Regions from separate parts of the Homo sapiens genome. Here region 1 is linked to region 2. A link is an interaction called in ENCODE POLR2A ChIA-PET data of the cell type or tissue named here. Cell type or tissue: MCF 10A. All regions are shown on one strand. Each heading gives the region's core, and the rest is flanking DNA. Links, peaks and the distances in the headings are about the cores only.

Region 1 (4,391 bases), core at 275-4,274, 120 kb after region 2:
TATAATAATCCCAGCTCCAACTGGGCATGGCGGCTCACACCTGTAATCCTAGCACTTTGGGAGGCCGGGACAGGAGGATTGCTTGGGTTTAAGAGTTCGAGATCAGCCTGGCCAACATGCTGAGACTGTCTCTACAAAAAAAATTTTTTTTTAGTTAGCCAGATGTGGTGGCATGTGCCTGTAGTCCCAGCTACATGGGAGACTGAGGTAGGAGGATTGCTTGAGCCCAGGAGGTCAACCTGGCAGTGAGCCATGTTTGCATTATTGCACTCCAGCCTGGGCTACAGAGTGAGACCCTGTCTCCGGAAAAAAAAAAAAAGAAAAGGTCGGAGAGGGAAATCCTAGCTTCTACTTGAATCTTTCCAGTAACGAGGAGTTCATTACACATGAGACTGGCCACTTTCTGACAGCTTTAATACTAAGAAAGTCTTTCCTGTGTTAATATAAAAACAGCTTCCCTGGAACCATCTACCTGTTGCTTCTAGATTTACCCTCCAGAGTTATCCAGAATGACTTATCCCTTCTAACCTTTCCGAGCCTCAGTTTCCTCTCTTAGACTAGGTGATCCCTGATGATGCTTCCAATGTAATATTCTTTTTTTTTGTGAGACAAAGTCTTGCTCTGTCACCCAGGCTGGAGTGCAGTGGCGCCATCTTGGCTCACTGCCACCTCTGCCTCCTGGGTTCAAGCGATTCTTGTGCCTCAGCCTCCTGAGTAGCTGGGACTACAGGCACACGCCACCACACTTGGCTAATTTTAGTATTCTTAGTAGAGGTGGGGTTTCACTATGTTGGCCAGGCTGGTCTTGAACTCCTGACCTCAGTGCTTCCAATGTGATATTCTAAGGTACCCACCACCTACTCTTCAGAGCAGCCTACCAGGGAATCAGGCAAAGGGAATCATATTAATGGGAACCTCCCAAGCTCAAGGCTCTTCCTGTGACTGGGTAAATAAGTGATCTTGTTCCATTGCCTCAGCCTTCTGGTCTTTATCCCCAGGGCTGCTACCCTGGAAAAGGAAGTGGCCGGGTTGCGGGAGAAGATCCACCACTTGGATGACATGCTCAAGAGCCAGCAGCGGAAAGTCCGGCAAATGATAGAGCAGGTAAGTTGGGCTGGTTTGTAACCTGCCCTCGGGGAGTCACCCCAAGTCTATGCTCTTATTTGTTTCCTAGGGAGCTTGACTTATATTCATGCATTTCCCATGTCAAACATTTATAGCTACCAATTACCAGGTTCAGGTTATTAGGATTTGCTTTTCTCCCATCTTTCCCCTACTGTTTTGTTTGTTTGTTTGCCATTTGGCCTCTGCTTTCCAATAGGAAAGGAAGGAAAAGGTTAATTTGTCATATACTCTGTGAAGAGTGTGGGTAAATGAGTAGTTGAGTCATAATAAACTCTGTTATCTGTGCAGATTATCAGTCTTTGAGCCTCATGGCTGCTTTCCTGCCTTACCCCACCTGAGCTTGAGGGTAGCATACTTAGGATTTGTCTATTTGCAGAATTGTTTTGAGAGCCTAAGGCCCCATAACTGGGAGGCTGTATGTGCTTCATGTCAGCTCCATTAGTGTCTGTTTTATTTAGTGCTGTTTTCCATTATCTCGAACAGAGTCAGTCATATAGTAAGTACTCAATAAATATGTCTTGAATGAAAAAATAATTTGTATTTTCCAAAGCCATATGGAATGGGTTTTGTCATTCATTATTTTGGATTCTCAGGGTGGTATTCCCCTCACACACTCCTCACTCCCACCCCTGGGATAATCAAGAGTCTAATATTGACTGAAAGGAGGCCTTTGTAGAAAAGCTAATGAAGTCATATGGAGTTGCAGGGCTCTGCTGCCTTCCCCAGCAGCTGGGGTGAAGTCTGGTGAGTGTGTAATGAGTCATTGCAAAATGAGCTCCAGTGTCTCCCACACCTTTGCAGCTCCAGAATTCAAAAGCTGTGATCCAGTCAAAGGACGCCACCATCCAGGAGCTCAAGGAGAAAATCGCCTATCTGGAGGCAGAGGTGTGTGTGCTGGGCAGCCCAGCAGGGGAACAGGACTCTTGAAGAGAAGGTGGACATAAGGGAGACAGAGGTTATGGGAGGGGTCTTTGTCATGTCTTGCTGTTGCTCTGAAGTGAATACCTAGGGTGGTTGGTTGACTTTCAGTTCAGCTGAATAAACATTTTCTGAGAACCTTCAGGAAGCTGCTAACAATGATGAGATGACCACCCCCCTGGCCCCACCTTCAACGGACATGTCATCATGGTGCAAGCCACATGCCATGGCTGCACACGGCTAATTCTGACCCTCCAGGCTTTGCAAAGGAGCTGGCAGTGGTGCTGGGCTGTGAAGGAGGAGGAGGCATTCATACAGATGGAGCCTTTTCCAGGGCTAGATTACGTAACGAGTTGCCTTCCTAGTCTAATTTCCACTTTGCCACAGGGCCCTACCTGTCTGTTGACTACCTGAAGATCACTTTGCGAACGCTCTGTGAAGATCCCCTGTAGTGAGGGAGAAAAATGGGAGAAAGGGTTATCTTTAGAGAGTTTGCAGTCTATAGTCAGAGATAAAATGTGTATTTTTAAAAAGACCAAAGAATGCTTTATAGAATAGCGTATCAACAAAGGCAAGTGAGTATCTCAACTGAGGACAAAAAATTATATATAGGGGCCAGGTGCAGTGGCTCATGCCTGTAATCCCAGCACTTAGGGAGGTTGAGGCGGTAGGATTGCTCGAGGCCAGGAGTTCAAGACCTAGGCAACATAGTGAGACTTTGTCTCTGAAAAAGAAAAAATTTTTTTAATTAACCAGATGTGGTGGCATGCATCTGTAGTCCAGTTACTTGGGAGACTTAAAGGAGAGGATCACTTGAACCCAGGAGGTCGAGGCTGCAGTGAGCTATAATCACGCCACTGCACTCCAGCCTGGGCAACAGAGTGAGACCCTATCTCAAAAAAAAAAAAAAAAAAAAAAGAACTGTATGTAGAGGACATATAGGAAACCATCAGTCTGTCAGTGTTGTACAGAGTTATGGAGGAGCAGGTATTGGAGGATAAGCGCAATCTATGGTAATGAAGATGAGGCAAGTGGGTATCCAGGTGGTGGCACGCATGGTGGGGGTAGAGGCAACAGCAGCATAAACACAGGCAGAGAGACCAGAATGCACTAGCTGAACGTGGCACCCGGGAAGCCAGAAAAAGGCCAACTCTAACCCCTAAGCTTGTGTTACAGAATTTAGAGATGCATGACCGGATGGAACACCTGATAGAAAAACAAATCAGTCATGGCAACTTCAGCACCCAGGCCCGGGCCAAGACAGAGAACCCGGGCAGGTGAGTGAGCGTGTGTAGATAGAATGGGGCCAGGGAGGAGGGGAGAAGGAGGGACAGAGCTCTGTAGAACCTTTAGTGCTAAGGCAAGAACAAGGCTCCTTTAAATCCAACTTTCCTCCCTCAGTCTGACCCACTGTTTGCCGGAACCATTTTCTAGCCCAATTAGAGTAGAACCTGTTAACACAAGCCCAGGGAGGTCCATGAATGGCTTCTAGAGATGTATGAACCACCTGAAATGGTAGGAAAAATTTAGTTATAATGTTTGCATATTTCTAGGGAGAGGGTATTTTGCCTCTAAGAGATTCAGAAAAGGACCCATGATCTTGACAAAATCGAGAATCACAGCTATATCCACTTCTCAGTTGTTTAACTGCCCCTCTCTTTTCTTCACCCTTGCTACAAGACACATGTATCATGCCCCAAATCTTCCCCTAGTTGTCACTGATAATTACTGTTTTAAAGCACTTGGAACCCAAGTGATCAGCCAGCACTGCAGTGTAAGATTCCAGAGGCCAATGTGAAGATTCCAGGGGCTCTGTGAAGGGTGGGCCACAACACAGCTGTTCCCAGCACAACTCAGTGTTTCCAACCTTCTTTTCAGTATTAGGATATCCAAGCCGCCTAGCCCGAAGCCCATGCCTGTCATCCGAGTGGTGGAAACCTGAGCTGCCTGGAGATGGTTGCTGCCATTGCTGCTGCCTCTGCCTCGGAGAAGCCCACTGCCCCTGTTGGCTGTTAACACTGCCTTTGACTTCCTGACTGTCCCCTGGCTGCACCCAGGACTTCGGGCTCCTGTGTCTCACCATTCCCAAGCCCCTGGCCACTCTAAGCTGGGCAGACGGAGCACGAGCACCTATTCAAGGCACTGCAGCCCTTTGGAAGACATTGTCCTGCAAGCAGGAGCCAGGGCAATATCTATATTCCTACAGTGACTATTTTTCTCTGTAGAGAGCCTCCCTTCTGTTGTAGACTGGACTCTGGCTGTGCCATAAGCCAGGCCTTCATCAGATTGGGAGAGGTGACAAGATTTGCCTCAGCCCTAAAAGCTGGAGACACAGATGTCCAGAGTGA
Region 2 (4,391 bases), core at 159-4,158:
CAAGAATACAGAAAGTCTATCATGCTAAATGTAAAAGTGGGAGTTTTGCAGGATCTGGAGGCACCTTTGAGGAAATGGGTGAGGAAACAGAGGGTAAAGATCAACAGGCAATTAGGGAATGGAGTGTCTTTTGACGTTGTAAAAGGTATCCTGGCCAGGTGTGGTGGCTCATGCCTGTAATCCCAGCACTTTGGGAGGCCGAGGTGGGTGGATTACAAGATCAGGAGTTTGAGACCAGCCTGGCCAACATGGTGAAACCCCATCTCTACTAAAAATACAAAAATTAGCCAGGCGTGGTGGCACATGCCTGTAGTCCTAGCTACTCAGGAGGCTGAGGCAGGAGAATCGCTTGAACCCGGGAGGTGGAGGTTGCAGTGAGCCGAGATCACACCACATCACTCCAGCCTGGGTGACAGAGTGAGACTCCATCTCAAAGAAAAAAAAAAAAAAAGGAAATGATGAGCAAAGACATTTTATACCTTCAGAAGATTTCAAGGAAACTCTGCCACCTTACATTACAACACTGGTGCAGCACTTCAAAAGAGACTATACAGTTAACACTGCTATTTCCAGAAACGTATTCCTTGTGCTAAAGAGAGAATGCTCATATTAATTTGGACAGTGTTGGAACATTTTGCTTCTTCAGCTAAAACACAGGTTTCCAGAGTGAAGTAACAGAACTGATAGCTTTGGTCTCTCTTTTGGACCATCTGGATAATGGTTTGAACCATCTTGATGATGATGGGAAACCCAAGTAGTAGAACAAATAACCTGAATCAGATCCTTAGAAATCAACTCGTATGTGCCTCTGTAACATACTGGGGAGGAATCTGAAAGCCAATCCAGTCTGATATGTTGAAGAAATTTGATCCTAATAGTGGTACTCCTAAAAATTATTCCAGTCTTCAGTAGCCAACTTAGAAACTTTTTCTAAGAAAGAAAGTCAAAGGTTAATGGATGTCCCAAGCTGAGCTTTTCAGTTACATAGCTGGAGAGTGTTTCTTTTCTACAGTTTATGGAAATACTTACTTGCTTCCTTGACTTACGGTTTCTGCCACAAGTTGAAAATTGGGGCTGGGCACGGTGGCTCATGCCTGTAATCCCAGCACTTTGGGAGGCCAAGGCAGGCAGATCACCTGAGGTCTGGAGTTCAAGACCAGCCTGGCCAAAGGTCTTTAGTAGAGATGGTGAAACCCCATCTCTACTAAAAATACAAAAAATTAGCCAGGCGTGGTGGAACGCGCCTGTAATCTCAGCTATTTGGGAGGCTGAAGCAGGAGAATCACTTGAACCCAGGAGGTGGAGGCTGCAGTGAGCCAGGATTGCACCGAGCCAGGATTGCACCATTGCACTCCAGCCTGGGCAAGAAGAGTGAAACTCCATCAAAAAACAAACAAACAAACAACAACAACAAAACATACAAAAGAAAATTGGAACCACCTGTAGCTTGGAGAATGTTAAAGAAGAGAGACAAATGATTTCAGCATGTCTTCAAAAGCATTGAGTCATGGATGCCCTCGGTGGCATCATTTTGCTAAAATGCAGACCTAATCACTTATTGTTCAGGTTCAGCGTGAGGTTGACTGGTATGTGTTTGGGCGGGGAGTAGGGAGGCTCAGATGGTGAGGTTAGTCCAGGCAGAAATAAGCTTCGTGGGAGATAATGCCAGATTTCTTTAAGAAATGGGTAACAGCCGAACACGATGGCTCACGCCTGTAATCCCAACACTTTGGGAGGCGGAGGTGGGCAGATCACAAGGTCAGGAGTTTCAGACCAGCCTGACCAAAATAGTGAAACCCCGTCTCTACTAAAAATACAAAAAATTAGCCGGGTGTGGTAGTGCATGCCTGTAATCCCAGCTACCTGGGAGGCTGAGACAGGAGAATTGCTTGAACCTGGGAAGCGAAGGCTGCAGCAAGCCGAGATCACGCCACTGCATAGCATCCCGGGCCACAGTGTGAGACTTCGTCTCAAAAAAAAAAAAAAAAAAGAAAGAAAGAAATGGGTATCCCACTCTCTGTAATGCACACTCAGGATTGTCAAAGCTGGAACCTCAAAGAGAGCTACTCATTTCAGAAAACGTAAGAGAAAAACAGTAGAGACATTTTTACCATCTGAGCAGCTCCCAGGTGGAAAAGATGGATAGCTGATTGCACTGAGCCTGGGATTCAGCATGTGTATAAGTCAGCATGTGTGGTGGAAGGAAAACATTGAGGTGCTTAACTTGACAGGCAAATTGCCATGAAATAAAGGGCAAGTGGAGATCTACATTTGACCAATGTCAAATTAAAAAATGGGGAAGTTAACAGCTGTGGCCGGATTTTATTTAGGAATATTATTTGCTACCTTCTTATGTTTAGAAGAGTTGGGGACTTTCCTAGAGACACAGGAGGTGAGAAAAAGCCTGAGGAAGTTCTCAGCCTGGGTTTCTAAAGGAAGAATTCCCATTAGCTTTCAGTAAGAAGCAATTAAGATCTCTGTCTTCAAAATATATTTCATAAGAAATGCATGAGCAGCAGTGTTATCATCATCAAGAGCTCACTGTGAGTTGCTGCATGGTTTCCTAGGAGGTAATGATGTAGTTTAACTTCGAATTAAATTAATATTTTAAAGAGATACCCAGAAGCAAAGCTATACTTGTCTAATCTAGGTTGTTGCTATGGAGTTGACCAGGTATGATTATCAAGTAATTAAATTGACTCCATAAAGCTTCATGACAAAATAAATTGGACTATTTTATAGGTATGCTTGATATATGACTTGTTCCTGATAATGGATTGCAGAGTAAAATGTAGTAAAAATTCCTTTTCCTCTAGCATACATTCTTTTTAAATTTAGCAGTGTTTATATTTTATTATAGTCATGCATAATTTTCAGAATGCAACTGTGGACAGTAAATAGCTTTTCCAATTCATATTTTTGAAGGACATGATGATTAATATCATTGTTTTACAGATGAGAAGACTGAGGTATCATTCAGAATTAATTTTTTTTTTTCAGGCAGAGTCTTGCTTTGTTGCCCAGGCTGGAGTGCAGTGGTGCAATCTCGGGTCACTGCAGCCTCCGTCTCCCCAGTTCAAGTGATTCTGCTGCCTCGGCCTCCCGAGTAGCTGGGATTACAGGTGCCCGCCACCATGCCTGGCTAATTTTTGTATTTTTAGTAGAGCTAGGGTTTCACCATGTTGGCCAGGATTAAATTTTTTAAAGGTTTCTGGTGTAGATAAGTGGTCAGGTCCGTTTGGGTCTTCTCTTATTACTGAATATGTACAATAGGAGTTAGAGGTGGCAAAGGGGCCATCTCCCATGACAGCAAAAGATCATCCATTTTTAATGACTTTTCTGTTACCTGAAACATAGAGGTAATAAAATCTGACAACGTGAGAGTGCCACGATTCACCAGTTTAAAATCATTTTATAGGAGGAAAATGATTTAACTTTCATTCATTCAGGAAATAATTCTTATTTCTCAGCTTTCACATAAATGTAGCTGTGTGTATAAGTGCTGTGCATCAGGTGTGAATAAGAGTTTTCTCTTTCCTACGAACCTTGCTTCCTGGCAGGCTCTGATCTCTGTTTCTCCTATTCAGAGATCTTATTCCTAGCCTAGAAAAGTGAGTCTTAAACTTTTCTGCATCATGACCCCCTCAAAAATCTCTATAAAAGCTATGAATTATCTCCCCCAGAAAAATGCACATTTGTACATATACACAACATTTTGCAAGCACTTTCAGACTTGAATCCTGTTTCTGGGCTTGTTCATGAACCCCAGTGGACAAGATGCTTCTGGCCAGTCATGGTGGATCACACCTGTAATCCCAGCACTTTGGGAGGCCAAGGTGGGTGGATCACTTGAGGTCAGGAGTTCAAGACTAGCGTGGCCAATATGGCGAAATCCCATCTCTACTAAAAATACAAAAATTAGCCGGGCATGGGGGTGCAGGTCTGTAATTCCAGCTACTCCTGAGGCTGAAGCATGGGAGGCGAAGGTTGCAGTGAGCTGAGATTGTGCCACTGCGCTCCTCCCTGGGTGACAGAGCAAGACTCTGTCTCGAGAAAAAAAAAAAAAAAAAAAGTTATGCTTCATTCCCTATCTTCCTAGAGAAATGATACATTTCTCAATAATCCTATATGAACATATGTGCCCAAAGAACTAGAGTTTCTTCTCACTCTAACATGTGGCTTACTATTATTATATTACTATTACTATATTACTGTTATTATTATTATTTTTGAGATGGAGTCTCACTGTGTTACCCAGGTTGGAGTGCAGTGGTACGATCTCAGCTCACTGCAACCTCCGCCTCCTGGGTTCAGGCAATTTTTCTGCCTCAGCCTCCTGAGTAGCTGGGACTACACCCGCGTGCCACCACACCTGGCTAATTTTTGTATTT

The links. ChIA-PET counts read pairs that join two places held together with the same protein. Peaks named below come from ENCODE experiments on the same cell type or tissue, not always from the same donor. Only the 100,000 strongest peaks of a DNase experiment are listed, where the experiment ranks them.
Region 1: POLR2A ChIA-PET joins it to region 2 with 5 read pairs; 4 of 35 experiments call an interaction of 5 or more read pairs at or near these places.

The regions. Positions count from the first base shown.
Region 1 is chr1:151,577,723-151,582,113 of GRCh38, forward strand. It overlaps TUFT1 (tuftelin 1), which reads left to right. Exons shown (of 13, transcript NM_020127.3): 10 at 999-1,104; 11 at 1,927-2,010; 12 at 3,220-3,320; 13 at 3,922-4,391. The coding sequence ends at 3,985. Among named protein-coding and RNA genes, the nearest start is that of SNX27, 32 kb to the right of the region's middle. In MCF 10A, for the core only: no CTCF peak of the experiment used is centred there; a DNase peak (open chromatin) is centred at 1,899.
Region 2 is chr1:151,462,694-151,467,084 of GRCh38, forward strand. No RefSeq gene overlaps it. Among named protein-coding and RNA genes, the nearest start is that of POGZ, 5.4 kb to the left of the region's middle. In MCF 10A, for the core only: no CTCF peak of the experiment used is centred there; no DNase peak of the experiment used is centred there.